Regions from separate parts of the Homo sapiens genome. Here all the other regions are linked to region 1. The links are chromatin contacts, found by Hi-C or POLR2A ChIA-PET in ENCODE. All regions are on one chromosome and are shown on one strand. The core of a region is the stretch at or near the end of the contact, and the rest is flanking DNA. Distances in the headings are between cores, read along the strand shown.

Region 1 (3,653 bases), core at 795-3,294:
GCTTCCTATTTACTGCCTATTTCATTTCTTAAGCATGTTTATGCGCCTTTCTACTTGTCAGAAATAAAACCCATTACAATGAAGATGTCCAGACTTAAGGCTCAAAGGAGGCTAAGTGTTAGTCCAGAGCTGGAAATCCTGGAGGCCAGTCCTATTTTACCAGAGTGGACCTAACGGGCTTTAATTTTCTCAACTGTGAACTGAGTTAGAATAGATCATTTGCAAAGCAGCATTCTCCTTTACCAATTTCCAACATCAGCAAAGGACATCTTCACCTATTTTCAAACAATATTTAAGGACAAAAATGTGTTGTCCAGTGTGTATATAAAAGACATTAAAATATTCTTGGCTTAATCAAGGTCACTTATCTAAGATTCTACATGTCCTGAAAGACCAAGCGTCAAAAGGAATATTCCTTTCAGTGTTCTTTTTGAGTATATTTCGCTATGGTACCAACAGCTATATTAGCAAAAGACATAAAAGTGCTGCCTTGGAATGACACTTGTTTTCACTGCACATTCATAGTACAAAACCTGTGACCCATCAGTTTTGCGGCTGAAGGGAAAAGTTAATTTGTCCATATTTCATTTTTCCTTATTTAAAATAAGGAGATAATCGATAGGAACAAAAGCTAAAATATACAGTGGCCATGAAGCAGGCACCACTTAGAAACCTCTGTATTAACGTTAGGAGCCAAGTTTTATTACCCAAAAGGGCAGGCTGGCTGAGGAGTGGAGGCTGGATGCATCGTCTCAGCAAATGACTACTGCAAAGCTGCCACGCTTGCACAAACTCAGGGATGTTTATTTATTAGCTTGTTTCCTCAAAATGAGTTTAGGTCATCAGCAGAGATTAAAGCAGGCCTCTACACCACTCTATGAAATCCTGATTCCCACGGCGCATTCTGGGACAGTGAGTGTCCACGAAGACCATACCTGTAATCGCAAAGCTTGGGTTGACAGCCACACTGCTGCTTGCAAACCATACAGTAACTGCACAGGGGCACGTTGCCCCGGATCCAGTGGTGGGGCATGGCGTCCAGGACCTTGGTGTCATTCTTGAGCATAATCTCCTTGCACTGGAAGCGCTTGTCGGCCTTCCTGAGGCAGCCCTCGTCCACGCGGAGCCCGCAGCAGTCGCAGAAGGCGCCCTGCAGAATGTGCTGCGCGCACACGCAGCAGTAGGTGGGCTGGCTGAACAGGTCCGTGTCGCGCCACCCGTGCTTGCTCTTGCGGAAGATGTCCCTGCGGTGCAGCTGCCGGCGCGACCGCTGGAGGCTACACCAGAAGGTGATGAACACCGGCAGCAGGACCGAGCACAGCGTCCACAAGATCAGGTGCCCGTCCGCAAACAGGCCCTCGGAGGGCGAGCCCGGCGCCGGCCGCCTCTCCGCTTCCATCTTCTCCAAGGACGATACCTAACCAGAAAAGAAACAGGCGGTGCACCCCGAGCTCGCCATCCCTTCCCCGCCCCCTTCCTGCCTTTCCGGGGCCAAACCGGGCGCCCTCAGTGAAGGTGGCTCCGCTCTCCCGAGGGCGGGACTGCGCCTCGTCCCCCCGTCTCCCGGGACCTGCCGCGCCGAGAAGGCGACGTCCAGCCATCACGCTCCAATCCCCACTCCCCAACCCGCCCCACCTCGGGAGCGCGTCCAGGAGCCCAAGGCGGCTGCTGCTGCCGCCGCCGCCTCACCTTGCCGCCGGTCTGACCCACGGAAGGGCGCAACATACAGGGGCAAGCTGCCCTCCACCGAAAGGCCGGGCGTTCAGGCCAGGCAACGCCGGTCGGCGCCCGTAACCGTCGGCCCAGGCCTCGCACTCCCCTCCGGGGCGCCGTCTCCTCCCGGGCCCCACCCGCTCCCACGCGCGGCCCGGCGACCCTAGCCCCTCTCGGGAGGCCTCCGGAGACCTGCGCCGCGCCGGTCCTCGAAGCCCTACCTCGCGCGGGTGGAGGCGCGGCTCCGGGCCAGCAGGCCTTGGCCGCCTCGCGCAGGAGGAGAACGACGCTGGGCCGCCAGCAGGGATGAAGCCGGGCGGGGGAAACGCTTAAGGCTCCAGCCGCACGCACGCCGATCCGGCGCGCGGGGCCGCGAGCTGGAGGCGGGGCCTGTGGCGGCGAGCCCCGTGGCTGGGCGGAGCCAGGGCTGACGGGCGGGGCGGAGGTGTGAGGTGGGAGGGGAGACGGACCGGCCTGAGGGGGCGGGGCCGTGGAGGAGGCTGGAGACGGATGGAAGAGGCAGGGCACTGCGGCTGGGGGCGGGGCCTAGGGGAAGGGGGCGGAGTAACAGTGGGGCGTTTGAGAGGATGGAGGGTTGAATGCCAAAACTTCGTAATCGTAGAAAATTCTGGAAAGCCGCCGGCGGGGCAAGGCCACGAGGATCCTCCTCGCAGCACCGCGCCGCGCGGGGCCCAGGGGCCGCGCTCACGCCCGCCGCTCGGCGCAGACACGAGTGCCCCCGACTTGAGCCGAACCTCTAGCCGATGCCGGCGCCGCCGCCGCCGGGGATGCGTAAGCCGACTGGGAAGCGAGGGGGGGAGGCGGCCTGCGCGGCACCGCCCGACCTGGCCGCGGCGGGCTGAGGTAGGTGTGGCGGCCGCAGTAACGCAAACCTGAGGGCTCCTCCGCTGCGGAGCGGCGGGCGGGCGCGGAGGCCGAGGGCGAGCGGGGCAGCCGCCCGCTCGTCGCCGCTGACCCCGAGCCCGGCCGCGGTTTCCGCCCCCTGCCGTGGCGGGCGGGCCTCCCCTGCGCTACCCCCTCGCCCGCGCCCGCCAGCGCCCGAGGCCGGGGAGAAAGGGGAGCAGCGGGAGCCGGGGACTACCGGAGATGGGAGCACGCCTCCTGCTGCTGTCGTCCAGCCCCAGGTTCCGGAGGAATGCTCGCTCCCCGCTGGAGTCCTACCAGCCCAACACGGACCTGAGCCGCGACCACGCGGGCTGCAGCCTGCAGCACATCAGCTACCCGGAGAACGCGGACGCGGAAGCACCGCTGCTCAGCACCCCCGAAGAAACACGGAATCCAGAGAGGCACAGGCACCGCCCCGGCGCGCACAGCTGCACTCAGCGGCTTCCTTCCTACTACATACATACATAGGAGTGGGAGCCGAGGACCACTTGTTGCTTGCGGACTTCCTCTAGCATAAAAGATGGAAAGAAAACACACACCGAAGCAAGGGACCAAAGGAACAGAAAAGAAACGCAGAGATCATAGGAAAACTGCAAAGAAATACTTGATAATATCTTCCAAACGATTAGAGAAGACATAACATTCATTAAGAATACACATATAGATGTATATATACGTGTATGTGTGTATGTATATATTATTATGTGTGCATATATATGCATGTGTATGTGCGTATATTTGTATTAACTGTAGAAGATAAAGCTAGACACTAGTAAAAGTGGTAAAGCAGATTTTAATAATATACTATTGTAATAGGGAAGAAGGTACCTCGTGAACGGAACTGAACTTTGTGCAGAAGTGACTAGGTGTTTAAGAGGGAGGAGGAGGGAATGTGAAGGGGATGAGCAGGAACTCAGTAGTCAGGAAAGTGAAACTTGTGAAGGGTGGGTCAGTGTAAGTAAGGTTAGGCGACAGTGCCTGTTAGATGGCTGTTATGGGAGTCAGGGTCCTATCCTCCCACAGTAACTGGGAGA
Region 2 (3,653 bases), core at 544-3,043, 3.8 Mb before region 1:
AAAGATTTTTACAAAAGTAACCACTGTTCATAAAGAAAACCTAAATGTTAGTATTCTGAGTAATCTTTTCTTCAGCTATTGGGTTTATCTGAAATGTGCTTACGTGACAGCCTGGGGGCGAACCACAACTCCACCAGTACAACGACTGGGTCTTCTTGGGGAATCTGTAGCCATAGCTTCATTCATAAAACCTGTTTCCAGAACAAACAAACAAACAAAAAACAGAAAAACATGGATCGTTGTTGGGGGTAGGGAGGAAGATTTATGATTACTCACTAGAGATCCCTTGTCAAAAATGCCTCAAATGTAGGAAACTTTCCCAGAAATTCCTGTTACACCAGAAAGGGAAAAAAGGAGGAAGTAGGTTTTTAATTTTTTTCAAATTATAATGAGGGGTTTGGGGGGTTATTATTATTTTTGAGATAGAGTCTCGCTCTGTCGCCCAGGCTGGAGTTCAGTGGCACGATCTCTGCTCATGGCAATCTCCGCCTCCCAGGCTCAAGCAATTCTCCTGCCTCAGCCTCCTGAGTAGCTGGGATTACAGGCGAGCGCCACCATGCCGAGCTAAATTTTATATTTTTTTGTAGCGACGGGGTTTCACCATGTTGCCAAGGCTGGTCTCGAACTCCTGAGCTCAAGCAATCCATCCGCCTTAGCCTCCCAAAGTGCTGGGATTATAGGCTTGAGCCACCGCGCCCATCCTGTTTTGTTTTTTAATAGGACCAGGTCTCAGAACCACAAAACAATGTAAGGAAGACTCCTGCTGTACCCCTTGGTCTGTTGTTAACATAAATTACAAGGGTGAGAGAACCAGATCATGGGATGGGAATTTACTGCAATTTTATGTTGAGATAGTGAAAATACACATGGTACAATATTTCAAGACCAAACGGAACAAGTGACATGATATCACTCTACCTTCCAATTAAACCTGTTGGGAATCTATGAGTAAATCACAATTTAAATCACATTCGTAACCCCCTGCTACTATAACAAATAAGTCAAGTAATTATTTGACTAGTAGCAAGTAGTCAAATAACTAACATAAACTAATACGTTGTTACAGCCCTTTACCCTTTCCCGTCACATCAGTAAATCCTGATCCTAGAATGTTTCATGACCCTCTGAATCACTGAGATTTTAAGAGCATGGAGTCGGCTTGGTTAAGGTTAAAAGAGGACTGACAGCAATATCAAAGATCTCTTACAGGGCTCAGGGAAGCCCACAACCTGGAACTCATCTTGAAGGCACCGAAAACCATTTTTAAGTAGGGAGCATTCACACCTGATGTGAAAACTCTAAACCTGTGCGCCCCACCTCCTACAACCAAAACACCCTCTGCCCCAAGGAGCAGAGCCACCACCTCCTCAGAGGATACCTGCACCTCCAGCCCCTCAGCCCTCTCATTCTCATCCCATTCTTGCTTTCTCGAACCACAGTCTCCCAAGCCCTGCCCTTTAAGGGCCCTGTCTCCTGGGGACGACCCTCGCCAGCCACTCAGGCCCCAGTCTCCTGAAAGACACTCGTACGGCGCTGCCCACTTAACCTCCAACACGGAGCCACCGCTGCCCCCGGCCGCCCTCCGGCCCCTTGCACTGTTCCCCTCCCCCTCCAGTATCGACACCTCTCTCCTGTCGAATTCCTGCCAGCCCGACCCAGTCCCCTCACGCCGCCAGTCCCTCGTCCTCCCCAAGCCTCCCCAAAGCCAAAGCCCTGCCAGCCCTCTCACCGGCCGCCCCGCCGGTTAACGCTAGTCTCCAGCTCTAGGCTCACTGTTTGGAGTCTCCCCGAGTGATTGACGGCAGCCACTTCCTACCACGCCTCAGCGGAACCACCCCCTCTAGCCAATCCCAGAAGCAAACCGGCTATGGCCGGGCACCGCCCTTGGAGGTCAGCTTCGCCAACCAGCAAGTAGGAAAGAGGCGGACCCGCCTTCTGAATGTGTCCAATCCGCTGGGGCTGGAGGGAAAACACAACAGCATGTAAGTTCGGGTGAAGCCGAGGTGTCAGGTTCGGTTGCAAACGCAGGCAGCTGGGGAATAATTACGAACATGTACATTTTTTTTGGAAGACAGAACCTTCGTGGCTTTGAAAAGAAAAGCAACATGATCCAGACTCCTGTCCCGCTCACGTGAGCGTTTCAGGTTGGAGCCGGAGGACAGGGAGACTGGTCTGTTTACATCGAATTCTCGCGACAGCTGGTTCCAAGCTCGGAGCACGTGGACATGGCAGCTGCCAATCACTTTTAGCTGGCCACTCACCCGTCCCACACCCGCCTTCTGCCCAGCCCTTGGCGATGTGTTTACCTTCCGGGAGCCTAGGCTGGCTCGCGCCGGCGATCAGCCGAGGAGGGGTTGATCTGAATAAGGGGCACGGCCGGTAATCTCAACAATTTGAGCTAGGTTTGTAGACCACTTCTTGCTTCAGTTTCCATCTCCCTTATTGTTGAAGATCGAGATCTCGCCATTGTCATTTCATCAGTTCATTTATTAATATAAGTAGAATAATACTGACTGACTTCTTGAACACTCAGCACAGGCCTTCGTATACTTCATATACAATACTCTAATGTATTATCAAATTTAATGCCAATGACAGGTCCGTGAGGGTATAGCTTATTAACAGGCGTGGTGGGCTGGGCGTGGTGGCTCACGCCTGCAATCCCAACATTTTGGGAAGCCTAGGCGGGAAGATCGCTTGAGGCCAGGAGTTCTAGAACAGCCTGGACAACATGAAGAAACCCCGTCTCTACTAAAAATAGCCAGGTGTGGTGGCCAATGCCTGTAATCCTAGCTACTGGGGAGGCTGAGGCGGAAGAATTGCTTGAACCCAGGAGGCGGAGATTGCAGTGAGCCTATAGATCACGCCATTGCCCTCCAGCACTTTAGCCTGGGTGACAGAGAGTCCCTCTCAAGACAGATAGATAGATAGATAGATAGATAGATAGATAGATAGATAGATACATACATACATACATACATACATACATACATACATACATACATAAAATTTTAAAAAATTTTAAAAAAAGAAATGAAAGAAAAGGCCGGGCACGGTGGCTCACACCTGTAATCCCAGCACTTTGGGAGGCTGAGAGGGGCAGATCACTTGAGGTCAGGAGGTCAAGACCAGCCTTGCCAACTTTGTGAAACTCTGTCTCTACTAAAAATACAAAAATCAGCGGGTTTTGATGGTGCACGCCTGTAATCCCAACTACTCAGGAGGCTGAGGCAGGAGAATCGCTTGAATCCGAGATGTGAAGGTTGCAGTGAGCCGAGATCGTGCAACTGCACTCCAGCCTCTGGGCGACAGAGCAAAACTCTCGCTCAAAAAAAAAAAAAGAAGAAGAAGAAGAAGAAGAATATATTTGGAAATATTGAAATAACTTGATAATGTGGGATTGAAATAACTTGATAATGTGGAATTGTAACATTGAAAAGGAGGCCTAGCATGACTAACTCCATTTTGCTCCTAAACTCCCCACTCCCACCCATCGGTGATATCTAAGTTAACTGCTTTTGCTTATCTCTGCACATAGACTAAGCTAACCAAGGGAGGAATTTATAGTTTAACTTTAAAGCAAGGATGATAATAGTCCCTTCCCAAAACTAACCCCCAAGGAGAAAAGGAGGGTGTACACACAAGTAACAATG
Region 3 (3,653 bases), core at 748-3,247, 3.8 Mb before region 1:
ACAAAATAAATCCATAAAGAGGGGCCCCTGGGATGGATGGGAAACGCCTCCAACAAGCCTAGTGGCTGGTTTTTGAGTCAATCAACTAACTCTTGGCAGAAAGCCAAGCAAATGGAAAACAGACTTTGAAACCGGCTAATCTACAACTCTATGACAATACCTTTCTAAAAATGTTCTGTATTTGCTAAATCTAACTCTTTTCTCTATGTCTCTATCCCTCTGCTGAAAATAAAGCAACGTTATTATGCTGCCATAAACAAGGTTTTTTCCCACCACTGGAAGTATTGTCTTCTTTGCTCTAACAAAGATGCATGCCATTTATTCACTGCAATAGATAAGCAATTATAATGCTGTAAGATGATTCTGTAAATGTTGGGCACAGAAATCCTGCCTGCTTTACAAACATTTAAAAAAACTTAGATGAAACTACAACTACACCGAAATTTTTAGACATTTAAGACCTTTATTTCCTTCTAGCATACAGTAATTCCTTGCCTTTTCTTATTTTGATGGGCAGTTACAATTTATAAGTACTTTTTAAACTAGGAACAACCGGTTGGGAACTATCTGAAAGCAATCAGCTAAGGCAATTTCCAAAAAGAAAACCCAAGCAGAATCTAACGCACACCCTTAACACGGGGCCAGTTTTTAAGAGGTAACAACACGTTCCGCGTTTTTAGTTTTCATAAGCAGTACAGGTTTATGATCCTAAAAACATCTCACCATCATTACAACGGAATTCCTTCCAAAACTTTAAGTTGCCGGATGGTTACGTTTCAGCCCTTCTAAATTAGCTTACGCTTTACTCCAGCAACCAACCCCAGCAATCCCGGGTCAATCTGGAGAACTGACACCACCGGTAGGAGGCAACCGAGAGGGATAAGACTTTCAGGAGCAGAATTATGACAGATTCTCTAAGGAAACACTACAGTTTTTCCTTCGCCTGGCCCAGGTGCAACATCGATTTATCTTTTGGCCAAAATCTGGCGCCAGGTTTCAAACACGTTTCCTCTGGTTGCCACCAAAGTGAAGCAGGGAAGGGAGTGGACTGCTTCCCATTGATCCTTGGAGGATGGAAATAAAGCAAGAATAGGCTGCAGGGAGACGGCAATCCTATCTTCCCCAAGGCCGCTTGGTTTGCCCGGACCTCCACCCAGCAAAGCGCTATTACAGCTTTTAGTCACTTCCATCAGTGTATACTTTGGTTGCGCTCTGGGTGCCGGGGGCCCACGCGGGGCTGGTGCCATAAAAGCCCTGAACTGCCTGAAAAAGGGGCGGGCGCCAAACAAGCCAGGGAACTTACCCAGTTTCTTCCACATGGCAAGGTGACAAGCGAGAAAGCCTTTGCGGATGGCAGCGCAAACCTTAGCCGGCTCGGACGAGGTGAAACCCTTCTGCTTCTTGATGAAACCCCACAAGTGCTCCCGGGCAAACTGTGCCGCCTCCCGCCCGCCGTGCCCGTCGCACACGGCGAAAAAGGCCACGGAGGAACGGCGGCGGCAGCAGCGGCTAGGTGCCGGCGAGGCCCCGGCGTCCGGGAGAGGGTCGCGAGCCTCTCGGGCTGCCACCGCTGGGCCTTTCCCCGAGACTTCGCCGCCGGGAAGGGCGGCCGGCGACGGCCGCGGAGGCAACGGCTGAGACAGCGACCGCCGCGGCGAGGGCTTTTCTTCAGCCGTCGGTTCGGGCTCCACAACGATTTGAGTAACGTCCTCCATGTACTTCCTCCCGCCCTGGTCGGAGAAGACGCTCACTCCCAGCGAGTACAGCCCCGCCATGGCCGGCTGGCCGGGATCCCGCCGGTCCCACGCAGCCCGCCGAATCCGGCGGCGGGAGACACACTAGGCGCTCGCCGGCCAACTATTGTTTATCTTCGACGACGCCGAGAAGGGGGAGGGGGCGGACCCGGAGAAGGGGGGGCGCGCGATGTCTGGACTTGTCCGCGAGAGCTGGGCCGGAGCGCCGGAGCGAGCAGAGCCAGGCAGTTGCGCCTGCGCACTGCGCTTCCCCCCACCGCCCGCGCCCACCACACAAATCAGGCGTTCTCCCCCGCTGACGTCACTCGGCTCTCTAAGCTCGACCAATCCGGAGTCGAGTGGAGCGAGCCCGCCCTCCGTCCCCGCCTTCGCTCCCGCCTGCGACGGCCGCGCTGCCTCCTCCCGCCGCTGGCGCTGGGCCCGCGCATCTCCTAGTTTGCTTCCCCTACGCCGCGGGCGTTTTCGCCCTCCGGGTTGTCGGCAGTTGTTGATCCTTTCCCGAGCGGCTTGGTCTGTGTAGGCTTTTGGCTCAGTCCAGCGTTCTTAATGCGGCCTGCTGGCCTTGGCGTCCCGCTGCTTGCTTTGCTAGGAAGGTGGTGTGGGCTCGGGCCCCCAGCGAGTGGAGAATGAAGGGAGAAGAGTTCACCCTCCTCCTAAGCGAAATGGCGGGAAACCTCCCTTCCAAAGGGCGATTGTGAGCTGGCCGGAACAAGTGCTGCACCCTTGAGCTGGATCTGGGTGGGACGTATTCGACTGGGAATGGAGGAGGGAGGGAGTCCAGTTCTGTTGTTTAAAAAGCACTTAGGAAATTTCCACCGTCAGCTGCACAGTCTCGGTTCACATAACTAGGTATGTCAGAGACGTAAGAGGGCTGTATTCTAACGAATTCCTAGGCAGATCTTTTCAGCTTTTGTTAAAGGTAGTGCTCGTTCCGACCAGCTCTGGATACAGCATTTTATTCCTGCGGTATCACTTCAAGTTATCACTTGAAAATAACTGACAAACACTGCCAAGAGCCCCAGTGCTCTAACGGTTTGGTGATCGTCCCCTCTCTTCACCGAGTCGGTCACAATCCCAACGCTAAAACCTTTGCACGGATTTTCATGGAGTTAAGCCGCAGAGCGAGGAATACACTAGTATTTGCTCAGTAGCATACGTTTTGTAGTTGAATCACTTTAAAGTTCACTTTTCCCGTTTTTGGCCATTTCTTCATCAATCTGTACTTTCCTGTAAAACCTTTGAGATTTTCAAATGGCCTAAAAACAGTATGGAAACGGGAATGGGGGGAATGTACATACAGTTGGCACAAGAAATAAAAATAGAAAAAATCTTTATATCAATAAAAATATAAATAAGCAAAATCAGCTCAAGAAAATGTAGAAAATCTGAATAGATCAACTAAGTAAAAATAAATACAATTGAAGATATTCATTACCCCAAAAAGCACTAGACCAGATGGTTCCAGGGCATGGAAACGCTTGAAAAAAAAAATCCCAGCTTGTTTGGAGAGGTAATCATAACCCTGTTAGTAAAACCTAAGCATTATGAACACTAAAAGGAAACCTACAGACCCTGTTTTGTAACGATGAATACAAAAATCCTAAATGAAATATTAGCATTGTAATTAGGGAGCAGCCTCCATATCACAAGAACGGTTTGTGTAGCTCTATATTATTCATCTTACCGTTCACCACGTTTGACCCAAGAGATTACCAAAAGATAATTCCATCATGCTTTATAATCCTTTCCACCTCAATCACAACCAGTAGGATCTGCGTCATCCGTTTATTGCTCTAGTATCTCCATGCTACTCTCTGCTTCAATTACTCTGATTCCATATCCCACTCTTCACCAAATATCCTAACCATTTCACTTCACACTTTTGATTTCAACATCTGC

Evidence for each region. A loop is a pair of places that touch in the nucleus more often than their neighbours do. ChIA-PET counts read pairs that join two places held with the same protein, here RNA polymerase II (POLR2A). Pooled maps may share reads with other maps.
Region 2: a loop to region 1 is called in a map of B cell, with 32 times the contacts of the local background. The contact joins the promoter of BCAS3 here to the promoter of DGKE in region 1. A Hi-C loop is called at or near these places in 2 of 168 maps with a recorded cell type or tissue (B cell and CD8-positive, alpha-beta T cell) and 6 of 50 pooled maps.
Region 3: a loop to region 1 is called in a map of CD8-positive, alpha-beta T cell, with 23 times the contacts of the local background. The contact joins the promoter of PPM1D here to the promoter of DGKE in region 1. A Hi-C loop is called at or near these places in 1 of 168 maps with a recorded cell type or tissue (CD8-positive, alpha-beta T cell) and 10 of 50 pooled maps. POLR2A ChIA-PET finds 5 or more read pairs at or near these places in 1 of 52 experiments (T-cell).

The regions. Positions count from the first base shown.
Region 1 is chr17:56,832,542-56,836,194 of GRCh38, reverse strand. DGKE (diacylglycerol kinase epsilon) reads right to left here and starts at 2,044. Exons shown (of 12, transcript NM_003647.3): 1 at 1,935-2,044; 2 at 936-1,417. The coding sequence starts at 1,399. C17orf67 (chromosome 17 open reading frame 67) reads left to right here and starts at 2,275. Exons shown (of 8, transcript NM_001085430.4): 1 at 2,275-2,577; 2 at 2,853-3,297. RefSeq lists enhancers at 591-1,188, 920-1,319, 1,788-2,385 and silencers at 1,710-2,779, 2,753-3,047.
Region 2 is chr17:60,675,991-60,679,643 of GRCh38, reverse strand. BCAS3 (BCAS3 microtubule associated cell migration factor) reads right to left here and starts at 1,793. Exons shown (of 24, transcript NM_017679.5): 1 at 1,730-1,793; 2 at 104-191. The coding sequence starts at 186. RefSeq lists enhancers at 1,752-1,901, 2,072-2,241 and a silencer at 1,660-2,413.
Region 3 is chr17:60,598,537-60,602,189 of GRCh38, reverse strand. It overlaps PPM1D (protein phosphatase, Mg2+/Mn2+ dependent 1D), which reads right to left and starts at 1,997. Exons shown (of 6, transcript NM_003620.4): 1 at 1,304-1,997. The coding sequence starts at 1,775. RefSeq lists enhancers at 1,878-1,927, 1,088-2,075, 2,076-3,064.